2 separate regions of the Homo sapiens genome follow, and region 1 is linked to region 2. A link is an interaction called in ENCODE POLR2A ChIA-PET data of the cell type or tissue named here. Cell type or tissue: A673. All regions are shown on one strand. Links, peaks and the distances in the headings refer to the core of each region. The heading gives the core; the rest is flanking DNA.

Region 1 (7,029 bases), core at 1,383-6,382, 1.8 Mb after region 2:
CTCCAGCAGGTGCGCCCTGGGCAGAAACACAACCCCAAGCCAACAGGAAAACTGTATAAAGCCAACAAACAAAACAAAACAGAATCGGATTGTTCACCTCCAAGGCAACCCAAGGTGATTGGTTTTTTCCCATGGATGAGACCAACGGCCTCCCCGCCAGCTCCTGCCGGAAGAGTTCCGGAGCCAGCTTCCAGCACTGCCTCCCCGGCTGTCCCTGCTCTGCATCTCCACACAGGTGGCCCCTTACACCTTCCATCCCTGCATGTCCCAAGCAGTTTGGGAATCCACCTCTCCTGGGGCAGAGGCGTGGGGGTCAGCAAACAAGGGTGCAGTTCCCAGCACTGCCACTTCCTGTGAATGAGACCTGGGGCGAGTCACTTCGCCTTCCTAAGCCTCAGTGTCTCAAACTGGAAAATACCTACTTCAAAGAGGGTTAAATGACAGCAGTTATACAGAGACTGGCATGGAGTAGGTGTTTGTGCGCTTAACGGGTCATAAGACTCTTGCTTTGTCCCCTGGTATAAGTGTCCCCGCCAACTCCCTCCTGGAAACAGTACCTCTAGACCTGCAGAGACAGAAAGAAACTCCAGAGTGGGCCGGGCACAGTGGCTCACACCTGTAATCCCAGGACTTTGGGAGGCCAAGGCAGGTGGATCACCTGAGGTCAGGAGTTCGAGACCAGCCTGGCCAACATAGTGAAACCCCCGTCTCTATTAAAAATACAGAAATTGGCCCAGTGCGGTGGCTCACGCCTGTAATCTCAGCACTTTGGGAGGCCAAAGTGGGCAGATTGTGAGGTCAAGAGATCAAGACCATCCTGGCCAACATGGTGAAACCCATCTCTACTAAAAATACAGAGATTGGCTGGGCATGGTGGCTCATGTCTGTGGTCCCAGCTGCTCAGGAGGCTGAGACAGGAGAGTCCCTTGAGCCCGGGAGGCAGAGGTTGCAGTGAGCAAAGGTCGTGCCACTGCACTCCAGCCTGGTGACAGAGTGAGACTCTGTCTCAAAAAAATAAATACATAAATAAAAAATTAGCCGGGCATGGTGGTGCATGCCTGTGATCCCAGCTACTGGGGAGGCTGAGGCAGGAGAATCGCTTGAACCTGGGAGGCAGAGGTTGCAGTGAGCCAAGATCATGTCACTGCACTCCAACCTGGGTGACAGAGCAAGACTGTCTCAAAAAAAAAAAAAGGAAACTCCAGAGTGGGTCACTAGGAGAATGGCAGGTGGGGCCACTCCCACTCCTACCCCTCAGCTCGTAGACCCTTGTGGTCCACCTGCTGGAGACAGAGCACCACACAGTGGTGGTAGATTTAGGGCATATGGTGCCTCCTGGAGGATGGCGCCCCATCCAAGTGGATATCACCTCCAGGCTGACACCTCAGCTGTACCTTCTCAAGACCGCCCCATGGCTCCATTCCATCCGGCCAGCACCTTCCGATGAAATGCTAGAGAGGATCGGTGGATCTCATGGCCACGTGCTCACTTCAGACCACCTTTGCTGTAGAGAGCATCCCTTGGTCTTCTGTGATGTTATGTGGTGTGCTGTGTTGGTGGGTCAAACACCCTAAGCCTCTGGATAGTGGTGCTGGCTGAGGCTCTGTGGGCAGGAAAGGCAAACACATTTCCAACACGTGTCGACTCCAGACAAGATGGATTGTTGACTTTTGCAGAATAGAAGGGGTTTCATGGAATCAGTTTGCCCCCTGGTCTTCTGGAGAAAAGATGGGCTCAGCATGCGTCCCTGTTGCTGGCAGAGTGGACATTCCGCTCCCACGGGGTCATCCACCTGCCTCTTCTCCTGACATCTGTGTTTCTGATCTTCCCATCTTCCTTCTTTCTTGCCTCTGACCAAGAAGTCAAGCCATTCACCACTGCCCATGATGCATGGATATTCTGACTTCAAGAAGTCACTTCTCTTTCCACAGGAAGTGGATGGCCAGGTGCCCTGCCTGAAGCCCTGCCCCCTGGGAGGACTTGCCCTCATCACTGTCTTTCCAGGACACCTTTGAGCAGGACTGTAGTTCAGTAGCTGCCTGGTTTTCACTTGCGCCCAAACTCTGAGCCAACTCATTCTGCAACCAGCCTTGGGCATTTTCCTCTGTTGTTAGAAAGTCATAAGGGACCCACCCATGTGGTCACGGTGTAAGCAGAGGGATAGACCCTGGTCCACCAGCAGCGGTGACATGAGGATCTGGGCCACCTATCCCTGGAGCCTACTGGAGCCCTCTGGCTCTGCTCACACCTGCTCCTGGACGTACCACTCACAAAGGGTTACTATTGGGCTCGCTTGACCTTCTGACTTAGTGGGACAGATGGAGCCATCTGAGCTACTTAGTTACATGATGTTCCGTGGGCTGGCACTCTATCTCTACCAGGACCCGGTGCCATTCCAGGAACTGTTTTCTGCATAGTATATAATTCTCTGCTAGAAGGAAGCAGCTGGAAGGAGCAGGCCATCCTCCCGACCGGGGAAGTGCTTGGGTATGTGATGAGGGCCATTGCTCCTGCATCCGTTAGGTCTCAAGAGTGGCACCCACACCTGCCATTCCCCTCAGGATATAGTTTTTTATTTAGTCTCTTCGCTGTGGGGATGATGGGTCAGCTTCATAAATTTCCAAATAGCTATTCCCACTACAATGATCCTGACCCCATGGGCCAAGGTACCAATATGGGCTCAAGTACCAGCGATGTCCATTCCAATTCTACATCTGTAGGCCAGGAAAGTGGCCATGAATCAAGCAGACCCCTAGTGAGCTGGACCTGGAAGGACTTCATTTACCACCTGGTCTCTATGTACCCCCACTCAAATGTGGCCCTGAAGACACTTCAGTCTTGAGCGCTGATGTCAACTTGGATCCTGTGTCCAACAATCCTCAGAATGTTTGGATATTGCTCTTTCCCCAGTGTACAGTTGTTGGAGTGAATGGCCACAGGTGTTTTAATGTGGAACCAGGGAGTCATTGCCATATATACTTGCCACAATGTTGCAGGACTCTTCCCTTGGAACCCAGCCTCTCCTTCAGTCCCGACGTTCTGTATCTGAAAACTGGGGTAGGTCCTGAAACCAGGCAAGGGGTCTTGGGTTTTTTTGTTTGTTTTGTTTTGTTTTGTTTTGGAGACAGAGTCTCACTCTGTTGCCCAGGCTGGAGTGCAGTGGCATGATCTGGGCTCCCTGCAAGCTCCGCCTCCCAGGTTCACGCCATTCTCCTGCCTCAGCCTCCTCCGGTGTACCTGGGACTACAGGTGCCCACCACCATGCCTGGCTAATTTTTTGTATTTTTAGTAGAGATGGGGTTTCACTGTGTTATCCAGGATGGTCTCGATCTCCTGACCTCGTGACCCGCCCGCCTCGGCCTCCCAAAGTGCTGGGATTAGAGGCGTGAGCCACCTTGCCTGACCGGGACTTGGCTTTTTATTGCAGTGGCTGCCCTTGGTCAGGGGAACTCCTGGGCGTGGCACCTCCCTTTGGCTGAGGCTAGTGTCTGGGGAGGGATTCAGCTGTGAGCCATCAGCAGGCTTTCCTCCCAGCAGCTGGGGGGATGGTGCCTTGGTCCTGAAGAGAAGAGCCAGATGCACACAGCACCCATTGCACACATGTGGGACTCAGCATATGTTGGATTCTTGCTGGGTGTTTGACAAAGTGTAGCTCTTTCCTTCCTGACAGCTGCCCTGTGAGGCAAGGGTTATGGTTCACATTTCACAGATGAGGATGCTGTATTAGGTATATCTCAGATTTAGCTGCTTAAAGAGACTCAGAATAACAGCAACCGAAACATTCTCAAAACTGATTTATTTCTTATTGAAAAGTCCAAATGGATAGGTGGGCCAGGTGAACATGATGAGTCTTCTCCACACCGCTGCCTGGGGACCTGGGCTCCATCTAGCCTGGTGCCCTGCATCTCCGCATGGGGCTTTAATCTCAACAGCCACAATGCCTGCTTAATCATGAGAAGGAGAAGTAGGGAAAGGGAGCGCTCAACATTCCCTCTGTGTTCTTTTGGAGGAAATGATGTCTATCCTTGTAAAACCTTTAAGAAATGCGGCCAGGCACTTCCCGACGCTGGAACTTGAAGGTCAGCGAGGATTTGGGCAGGCAGACAGGAGAAGGCATCCCAGAGTACAGGAGCGGCCTGGGCAAACATGGGGAAGTGGGACTGAGTCCTGGATGGCTCTGGAGCAGGAAGGAGCTGGCAGGCTGGACTGGCAGGCTCTTTTTGGGAATGGCAGGGAATAAGTCTGGCTGCCAAGGCTGGAGAGGTTGTGGAGGCCCCAGGCCCAGGATGAAGACTTTCTCTCTGAGTAATAGGGAGGCCATATTACTCAGAGAAGGAGAGTGTTGTGGATGAAACAGAAGCCACCATGAAGCATGAAGATAGGACAGCTGACCTAGTTGTGGGCATCATCACAGCACCTTGCATAGAATGCCGCACACACAAATCTTATTTCATTTAATTCATTTCCAAGTGGAGATGAAAGAGCACAGGCTTTGGAGTCAGCCCAATTCAAGGTCCCATCCTGGCTCAGTGACCTTTTCCCTGTGGGTTGAGTCACCTCACCTCTCTGAGCCCCAGTATCCAGGGGCAGGGACTATAAAATATCCCCCAAATCCAGCCTCCCCATTTTACACAGTAAGGACATCAGGACCACCCTGCTACAGGCTCATTTCCCAGCCTCCCTTGCAGCTAGGTGTGGCCACGTGACTACATTCTGGCCAATGGGATGTGAGGAAAATGGTATACCACTTCTTGGTTGTTCAAATAAATAAGTGAATAAATAATGAGCCCATGAGCCAGTGGAGGAGGAGATTCAAGTTCCGGGGAAGGAATGCGTGCCTTCAGCGAGTGTTTAACTGAGTGCTTATGACATGTCAGACTCTTTCTAGGTGCTGGGGACACAGTAGTGAGCAAAAGAGTAGAACAACTGAACTCTCATGGAGCCGAGAGTCTAGCGGGAGGGACAGAAAAGATGCAAGGAAACAGGATCCTTTTGGGGGTGTCTATCCAGGGGGGTGGGAGAAACAGGAAGCAGGGCAGGAGAGGAGGGAGCAGGGGCTGCTTTAGACAGGGCAGTCAGGGGAGGCTTCCTGGAGGAGGTGGGCCTCTGTGAATAGGGCAAGTCCTGGGTTTCCGGAGGGAAGGGGGCCCTGCAGAAGTGAGGGCAAGTGGGTGTGGCTGGAGCCAAGTGATGGGGAAGGCCGGTTGTCTCTCTGTAGAGCCCGCGGAGCTGAGCAGCGGGGAGACGGAAGAGTTACAGAGGATCAAGTGGCACCGAAAGCAGCTCCTGGAGGACATCCAGGTGAGTGCACACTCGTGTCCACACACGTGTCCATGCCCACACTCCTGCACGCTTGTACGCACCCCACCAGCTCCTGACCCAGCCTGGTCAACAGACAGTGTGGCCAACTCTGGCTCATATCAGCCTCGGCCCCAGCCCCAGGAGCAGGGAGAACAACAAGACTGCAGACACCCCGAGACCCAGGGAGAACTGGGAGAGCCGGGGAGGGAGGCAGCGATCCAATTAGGCGCCCACCGTGTGCCGATCCTCATCCTGGCCTTTACTTGCTTTGTCACAGGGCAGGCTCTGACCCCTGTGGTGAAGCTTCAGCCAGGTCTCACCCCTGCAGAGTGTAGACCACCTGGTCAAGATAACTCCCAGTATGTGCCCTGCACTTACCACTTCACCAATCAGACTCAGACGTCAGCTCATCTGGGTCAGCAGCTTCTGAGACAGGCTGGGTTCTGTTCCTGGAACGTGCCTTGCTCAGCACTGCCCCTGGGCCTTTGCACTCGCAGTCCCCTCTGCCTGGGCTGCAGTGGCTGTGCCCACCCCCACTCCCATGCACATAAACTTAGGATTTCAGTGAGGAAATGAAGGCACAAAATTATTCACTCAGCTGCTGTTTCATTGAGCACCTACTATATGCCAGGATTTCTCTACCTTGCTCTGATGGTGTTCTGCATAGTCATTCCAATTACCCTATGACCACCCATGATCCCAGCCCCACCAGACTGTGCCCTCCATGAACACAGAGCCGAGGTCTGTCTTGCCCACCACTGCATCCCCAGCCCGCTGGGTGCAGCATTAATAGGTGCTCAGTTAATACTTGCAAATGAATCCCCATTGTATTTGTGGGGCAACCACTCAGTGGCTCTGCCAAGATGGCATGAACAGGAGCTGACACGGCTCAGACACAGGCTCCCAAGTCCCATGCTGGCCCTGAGTCTCAGGACAAGTCCCTGGAACCAGCCCCTCACCAGCACCCTGCAGATCCTGGGGAGAAAGGGGCTGGGTGCCTAATGGGGGTGCCGGCCAGAGGCTCATGCTGGTGTCCTTCAGGGGGTGCTGGTGGTTGGCAGGGGGAGGTGTTAGGGGGTCCCCTCTGCCACTGGGTGCCTCCTGCAGGGTCAAGATGAAATGGGCTTGGGGTCGAGTTGGGGGAAGCACAGGTTTGGAGTCAGACTGCGGGCGTGTCGTGTCATCTCTCTACGCCTCAGTGTCCTCTTCTGTAAAGTCCAGGGGAATTGCAAAGTCCCTGGAAAGAGGGCCTAGGCTGCCTGTGCGTGGTGTCCCCGTAGTACCTGGCAGGCACATAGCGGGCACTTAGTCAAGGGTGAGCAACATAGTAAATGGAGGAAAGCCAGAGAGAAGCTGAGGAAGCAGTAGGGAGCCATGGGAGGGGTTTGAGCAGGGGAAGGGCAGGCTCCATGCAGTGCTCCAGAAAGACACCAGCCGGGAGAGGCAGGCAGGGTGGAGGCGGGCAGGGTGGAGGTGGGCTGGGGGAGGTGGGCAGGGTGGAGGCGGGCGGGGGGTGCAGGCAGGGTGGAGGTGGGCAGGGTGGAGGCGGGCAGGGTGGAGGTGGGCTGGGGGAGGTGGGCAGTGGGGAGGCCGGCTTGTCGGGTAGGCTCGGCTAGAGTGCAGGAGACTTCATGGCTGCAGAGAGGAGAGATGGGAAGGTTGGAAAAAGGATGGGCAAGGGATGGGGGCTTGGGGAATCCCACTCCCCAAGACAAGTGGAGGCATGGG
Region 2 (7,905 bases), core at 1,276-6,275:
GGGCAAATAACCTGAATAGACATTTTTCAAAAGAAGACATATGCATGGCCAATGAGCATATCAGAGAAATGCTTAATGTCATTAATCATCAGGGAAATGCAAATCAAAACGATAATGAGGTATCATCTCACCCCAATTAAAATGGCTATTACTAAAAAGACAAAATTAACAAATACCAGCAAGGAGGCGGAGAAAGAGAAACTCTATACACTGTTGGTGGGAAGGTAAATTAGTATAGCCATTATAGAAACACCATGGAGGTTCCTTAAAAAACTAAAAATAGAATTGCCATATGATCCAGAAGTCCCACTATTGGGTGGCTATCCAAAGGAAATGAAATCAGTTTGCTGATATATCTGTACACCCATGTTTATTGCAGCACTATTCACAATAGCCAAGACGTGAACTCAAACTAAGTGTTCCTCAATAGAAAACGTGGTATATATGCACAATATTATTCAGCCATCAAAAATAATGAAATTTTGTCATTCACGGTAATGTGAATGAGTTTGGAGGACATGATGTTAAGTGAAATAAGCCAGGCACAGAAAGATAAATACTGCATGTTCTTACTGCTATGTGTTAGATGAAAAAGTTGATCTCGTAGGAGTAGAGAGTAGAATAATGGTTACTAGAGTCAGGGAAGGGTAGGATGGGAGGACAGCCAGAGGTTGGTTAACAGATACAAAAGTGTATCCAGATAGGAGGAATAAGTTCTAGTATTCTACAGCACTGTGGAGCGACTGCAATTAACAACTTATTGTATATTTCCAATTCGTCAGAAAGGCAGATTTTGCATGTTCCCAGCACAAAGAAATGATAAATGTTTGAGGTGATGTATATGCTAATTATCCTTATTTGATGACTATGCGTCATATACGTGTATTGAAATATCACACTGTGCTGCATAAATATGCACAATTATGTGTCAATTAAAAATAATAATAAAAGCAAGAAAGAGAGCATGTTCTTTAAAAAAAAAAAAAAGACTTCCAGCCTTCCCACCCAGATGTTGTCTTTGGGGTTTTTATGGTGCAGGATTGGGAGACTCAGAACTGCAGGGGTTGGGGAAGGGCAGAGAGCGTGGGGAGAGTGGACTCCACCTGGGGGAGGAGTTTCCTTTTTTGCAGGGACAAAATGACAGGCGACAAAAGCAGCATGTGGGAGACAAAAGGGACTTTAAAGAAGTGTGGCTAAAGACTGCATACTTCACAGAGTGAGAAAAACAAGCAAGGAACATGAGGGCTTTTTTTTCCAAGTCAGGTCTATCAAGGTGTAATTTACATGCAGTACAATTCACTTTTGGAGGTGTACAGTTCAGTGAATTTTGATGACCGCCTACAGCCATGCAACCACCGTCACAGTCAAGATACAGAACATTTCCATTACCTTGAAAATTCCCCCATGCCCTTTTACTTAGAAGGATGTTTGCTGTTTCCTGTAACAGTGTTGAAGAATCCATCCTTATCTGAGATCAAGTAATAGAGAGGAGAGAGAGCTGGGTGTAGAGGTGCCCAGGGCACCCTCTCTCTACTCGAGCCAGTAAAAAACAAACCTGCAATATTCATCTTTATATACACTCACAGATGTAAATACAGAGAGATACAGATGAGCAAGCCACAAAGCCAATTACATACCAAAGTTATGCCATTAACCTATACAAAGATTTCATAGGTTGTAGTTCCTTCCAGTTCCTCTTCCAGCCCCTGCTCCTGGCAACCACTGATTTGCATTAAAGATAATTCAACCTATCTCAATTTAATTTCTGTCCCTATGGTTTTGTCCTTTTCCAGAATGTCACATACATGTAATCATACAAGGATTAACCTTTTGTGTCTGGCTTCTTTCACTTGAGAGTCATCCGTGTTGCTGCATGCGTCCATCTTTGTTCCTGTTTATTGCTGAGTAATATACTAGGCACACCACAATTTGTTTATGCATTTACTAGTTGATGGATGCTGCGGTCGTTTTCAGTTTGGGGTTGTTTTGAATAGGGCTGCTATGAACATTCATGTAAAAGTCTTTGTGTGGACATACGTTTTCATTTTTCTTGCATAAATATCTGAGTGCAATTGTTGGGTCAGGTGATGTGTCTGTTTATGAGAAACTGACAAACTGGAATTACTTTGGTTGGTGAACTGTGTTTCTCTGACTATGACCCTATTGTGAAACTGAGCCATGTGGCTCACAGGTTTATAAGGGTTGCTTTGTACTCTTGTTGGACGAATTTCAGCTGCATATGTTGTCTCTCCTAAAGGTATTTGCATTTTAAACAGAAGTCAACTATTCTGTTCAACAAACACTGCCCCAAACTTCAAGTCATAGAATTGGCTTCATTCTCCATGGGAGAGGTTTCCTATGAGCTAGCAGGCAGGAGGTTCTTGTTGCCTTAGACAGGGTGCGTTTGGAATGCCATATGGGTACCAGTGAACCGTACGTGTGCCTGCAACTATAGGTAGATGAATCCCCTGAGTACTCCCACATCCAGGATTCTGCCAGGCAGAGGAAACGGCTCTGGAGAGAAGAGGTTGCCGGAGTCCTCTAACACTGCCCCTTGCCATTTTTGCTCAGGTCCCGCGTACTTTCTTTAGACTCCACTTTTTCTGTCACCAGTGCAAAGCAAGCATCTTTTAGAGACAAAGGAGCGTTGGATGAAAGGTCCCCAGGGAAATCTCTTTCCTGTCTCAGATGCTTCCTTTAAGACGAGGACAGAATCAGAGCAGAAGGGGCTATCCAGAGAACTCAGTTTTACTTCATGAATGTCTTTTTTTTTTCTTTTTTCTTTTTCGAGACGAAGTCTCACCCTGTTGCCCTGGCTGGAGTGCAGTGGCACAATCTCAGATCACTGCAACCTCCGTCTCTGGGGCTCAAGTGATTCTCATGCCTCAGCCTCCTGAGTAGCTGTGATTACAGTCACCCGCCAACACACCCGGCTAATTTTTGTATTTTTAGTAGAGATGGGATTTCACCATATTGGTCAGGCTGTTCTCAAACTCCTGACCTCGGGTGATCCGCCTGCCTCGGTCTTTCAAAGTGCTGAGGTTACAGGCGTGAACCACCGTGCCCAGCTCATGAATGTGTTTGACTCCATCTGCTTCTCTATACCCCCACAGTGTAGGCCTCCCATTGATACAGGAGCTAAAAAGAAATGATTTAGGCAGCTAGTGAGGGTAAGATAGTCCTTGGTAAGCCTTCCCTTTTAACAAAAAGCAGTCCCCAAATCATTTCTTTTCTAACAAAGAGCAGCCTGTAAAATTGAGCTGCAGACATAGATAAGCAAGCTGGAAGCTTGCACAGGTGAATGCTGGCAGCTGTGCCAATAGGAAAAGGCTATCTGGAAGCCAGGTATCTTCAACATGGAGGCTCCATTTTCCCTTTTCTTTGTCACCACATGTACAGAAAGAAACAGGGAACATGGAGCCAGCCAGGTAGAGGACCCATCTGTGTAATAAAAGATTAGGGGGCGGGCGCAGTGGCTCACGCCTGTAATCCCAGCACTTTGGGAGGCCGAGGAGGGAGGATCAGTTGAGGTCAGGAGTTGGAGACCAACCTGGCCAACATGGCGAAACCCGTCTCTGCTGAAAATACAAAACTTAGCCAGGCATGGTGGTGTGTGCCTGTAGTCCCAGCTACTTGGGAGGTTGAGACAGGAGAATCACTTGAACCCAGGAGGCGGAGGTTGCAGTGAGCTGGGATCACACCATTGCACTCCAGCCTGGGCGACAGAGCGAGACTCTGCCTCAAAAAAAGATTAGGGCGGGAAGCCAGCTTCTTCGTGAGCTATGTAAATGGAACACTTGGTTTGCTCAATCTTCTGGGCCCTATGTAAATCAGACACTGTCTCCTCAAGCTCATCTATAAAACCTGGTGCATTTCACTAGGGAACCGGAAAACCCTCTTGGGATCTCCTCTTTCTCTGCAGGAAGGAGAGCATTTCTCTTTCTTTTGCCTATTTAAACCTCTGCTCTTAACCTCACTCCTTGTGTGCCTCGTGTGTTCCTGTCCTTGATTTCCTTGGCGTGAAGCAATGAACCTCAGGTATGACCCCAGACGACCCCAGTAGGTGCCTCAGTGACCTGCTACCTTCTACTCTCAGTCCATCTTCTGGTCTCCACGTGGCAGCCAGAGGAGCTGCTTTATTTTTAAGGTTTTGATGGATTGATTTAAACTGGTAAACACATGGTTCAAAATTAGAAAGGTGCAAAAGGGTAGGCAGAGAAAAGTCTCCTTTCACCACCCCCCTTTGTTTTAAGAGACAGGGTCTCACGATGTTGCCCAGGCTGGTCTCAAACTTTTGGCCTCAAGTGATCCTCCCACCTTGGCCTCCCAAAGTGCTGGGATTACAGGCGTGAGCCAGTGTGCCTGGCTGAGATACATTTTTTTAGAAACACACACACACACATACACAATCACAATGATCATGTCATTCCTCTGCTGATAGCCATTCAATGGCTTCCCCTTTCACTGAGGATAAAACACCGAGTCTATAATAAGGCCCCAGGGTCAGGCTCGGGCAGCCCTGACTCCCTCTTTGGGATCTCCTTGCCACCCAGAGTTGGGACCCTCGGGCCTCCTCTCAGTCTCTCCAGCATGCTGGCTTCACCCACCTCAGGGTTTGTACACACACTGCTCCCATTGCCTGGAAGATTTCTTTCTCCACTTCACCTAGTGAAGCCCCCTCATTTTTCATTTTTCAGATCTTGACCTGAGAACTGCTTCCTCATGGAAACCTTCCATGATCCCCATGCCTGGCCAGGTCCTAGGGTCATGGGACTCGGCGATGCCACTTCAGATCTCTTACCACCATTTATCACCATTCTGTTTTGAGATATTATTTGATCATGGGACTTGAGGAATCCTGCACTAGACTGGCAGTGCCAGGGCAGCAGTTCTCCTGCTTTACTCATTGCCATATCTCCAGGATCCAGCACAGTTCCATGGAACACAAAGACAGCAGCTAGCATTTGCCGAGTGCTTACCATGTGCCAGGCCCCGTTGTCAGCACTTTACACATAGCACATTCCTGTAATCAACATGAATGCCTGGAGACAGGTACAATGATCATCTCCATTCTACAGACAAGCAAACTGAGGTTCAGCTAAGCAAGTCAGCTAATATCACTACCAACTCTGACATTACATGCCTCCTGCAGGAGTTTGGTAAGTATTTGTTGAATGAGTGACTAATAAATAAAAGAGAGAATGAAAAACAAAATGAATCAAACTCTCATGTAATGGACAGAAAAGCTGAGACTCCCCCCCCTGGAGAGGCGCAACCTGACCAGGTTATTCAACGCAGCGGAGGTGGGGCTGGGAGGGCGGTGCAGGTGCCGCCTGTGGGGCCGGATTCTCCCAGCTGCCCCACCTGGCCTCTCAGCCACATGCCCCTGCTAGCCAGTAGCCCCAGCCCCAGCGGCTCAGCCTGGCCCTCACTGCCCTTCCCTCCTCCCTCGCAGTGGCTGTCCCACCCTTTCCCTAGAGCTTTCCAAAGCCTGTCCCTGGATGCCTCCTCCCAGAAAATCGGCGGGCCTCTCCCAAATCCCCCCAGCCCCTCCACTTCTGCTCTCAGACACCCTCTAGCATGGACCCACACAGCCAGGGCTACAGGCACAGCCCCTGAATCAAGAGACATCTTCACCCTCCCCCTGCCATCTTTTCAGTTCTTCAAGTTGTTCTTGTCTTTTTTTCAATACAAAGTCCCTGTGTGATGCTGGGAGTTAATTAATTGTATTCTGGCCAATTAACTGTAATGAAAGTTTTTCCTTCCCTGTAGAAGAAAGGGCTTCCCTATAGAAGAGATGGCTACCTAGGGAGACTGCAGCTCTCTCTCTCTCTCTCTCTCTCTGTGTGTGTGTGTGTGTAAAACTCCATCTAGCTTTGGATATCATTTGGGTATCATTTATGAGGACTTGATGTCCAGAGCTGTGGCAACCATTTTGTGACATGAGGCGATAAGCTTGAGGCTGAAAAGTCTAAATGCTGAGAAAGGCAGTGTGGAGAGAGCCTGGATCCTTCTTGATAATCTCCCCCCAGAGGGTTCATTAGGTAAGCACTATTGTCCTTACAGCCCAGTCGCCATTGCTTTGATTTTCTGCAACTTGAAGCTGAAAGCATTCTTTACTGATTGGGTGAGGATGCCTTCACCTCCTTAGGAAGCACATAGGAAGTTCAGGCACAAGGAGACAGGAGGGAAAGCGCTGACCTATGGGTCAGCCAACATGGACTCTCCCTGACTCCACCACCAATTAGTGGCCTGACCCAGGGCAAAGTCACTTCCTCTCACTCCATTTTCTTCCTGGGAAAATGAGGGGCTGCATGACAGCAGTGGCGTCTCCTAACAGTGACTCACAAGCCCCCCAAAGCCTCAGTGAGCTGCCTGAACTTTTACTGATGCCAGTGAGGGGTGGAGAGGGTCCATACTGAGCTCAATTGTGACGGTTTGGAGGTGACTCAGTGAGGAATCAGACAGCCCCGGAGTCTTTTTTTCATTCCTGTTCCCCATTTGTCAGCAATCCTTCATCGTGCCCCAGTTTCAGGGTGTATTTTTAGTGAAAATAAACTTGCACAGCTCAGGATTACACAATTCCTTCAAGAGCTTCAGCATCACCTGCTGATGGACCCAAGCTAATGAGCAGGTCACGTGGAGGTGGTCACCCCCTCCCCGATAGCAGCTGGGAGTAGCTGGTGAGGCCCACTGACCCCAAAGTTCAGGAAGGTGGGCTAACGAGGGAAATAATTTAATTTTGCCAGAAAAACAAAAAAAAATCTCCACGTCCTACAGCCTGGGGCGAGATGAGTGCATTCAGCCTGGGATTCAGAATCAGGCCTTCGAGGTATCCAGCATCTAGTGAGGAAAACAGAGCTGCATTTTGAAACCCTTTGCCTTCTAAATCCAGGCCTGGAGCTGGCTTGTGTTTTGCAGAGCAGGTAAACAGGTTTGATTGGTTTGCAAAAAATGTGTTTGGGAGTGGGGAGCTGGGGTGGTGGGGAGGTTAAATCTTCTGCTTAAATAAGGGAAGAGAATTTAGCATTTCTAGAGGCCATGGAGAAGGCAGAATATCACAAGCACTGTTGGTGACCTGCCCAGATCCCCATTGCAGGAATGAAACACCCAGGCCCCTCCTACTGGGAGTGTCGGTTGTACCCTTAAACTGAGAACCACCCCCAACCAAGAAGCCTGGGAGATCACACTGCCCTGTCCTCATTCAATGACTGACCTATACAAGGGGTCAAAGAGCCCAAGTCCCTGGGCTCAAGGTAGGATAAATCTGTGGTTCCTTCCACAGTCCAGAGCTTCTGGTAGGACCTGGCTGAGGCTGGGCTTCCACAGTCCCCACATTCCTGCCTGGCTTCTTCCCCTGCCCTATCCTGACTCCCCCACTTCCTTACAAGTCCCTCCTGAGAGTACTCCTTCCCTCCATGGATGATCTGCACAGGGACCTCTGTCTCAGATGCTAGTTCTGCAGAGCCAACCTATGACCTAGGATACGGAAATGAGGAGGAAAGTGGGGCACTTGGGCTGGATAAAGCCCCTCAAATGGGACAAAACAGCCAATGACTAAGGTCTTTTAAGCACATGAATATTTAATGTTCTATAATCCATATGAATTGAACTGTTCTGTATGAATCTTATTAGTTGGGTAGACATGGGCAGGTCTTTCAATCTTCTGCTGTGATGTAAGCTCTTAGCCCATCCCCTTCAATCTTAAGTACAGTCTGTTATACACAGAAATGCCCTGCAAGTATGTGTGTGTGTGTGTGTGTGTGTGTGTGTGTACATGTAGGGTTAGGGGTTGGGTTCCACAATTGGATTGACCCCAAATGGCCAGAACATGCAGGATGGTGATCTAATCCATAAATGGAATTAACTCAGCAGAAAGGAGCTAGAGGTGATCATCAGCCTATA

What was found. Peaks named below come from ENCODE experiments on the same cell type or tissue, not always from the same donor. Only the 100,000 strongest peaks of a DNase experiment are listed, where the experiment ranks them.
Region 1: POLR2A ChIA-PET joins it to region 2 with 9 read pairs; 2 of 35 experiments call an interaction of 5 or more read pairs at or near these places.

What each region holds. Positions count from the first base shown.
Region 1 is chr22:37,287,403-37,294,431 of GRCh38, forward strand. It overlaps CYTH4 (cytohesin 4), which reads left to right. Exons shown (of 13, transcript NM_013385.5): 2 at 5,219-5,301. Among named protein-coding and RNA genes, the nearest start is that of CYTH4, 8.4 kb to the left of the region's middle. In A673, for the core only: no CTCF peak of the experiment used is centred there; no DNase peak of the experiment used is centred there.
Region 2 is chr22:35,504,244-35,512,148 of GRCh38, forward strand. No RefSeq gene overlaps it. Among named protein-coding and RNA genes, the nearest start is that of RASD2, 33 kb to the right of the region's middle. In A673, for the core only: no CTCF peak of the experiment used is centred there; DNase peaks (open chromatin) are centred at 2,668 and 3,838; H3K27ac peaks cover 391 bases.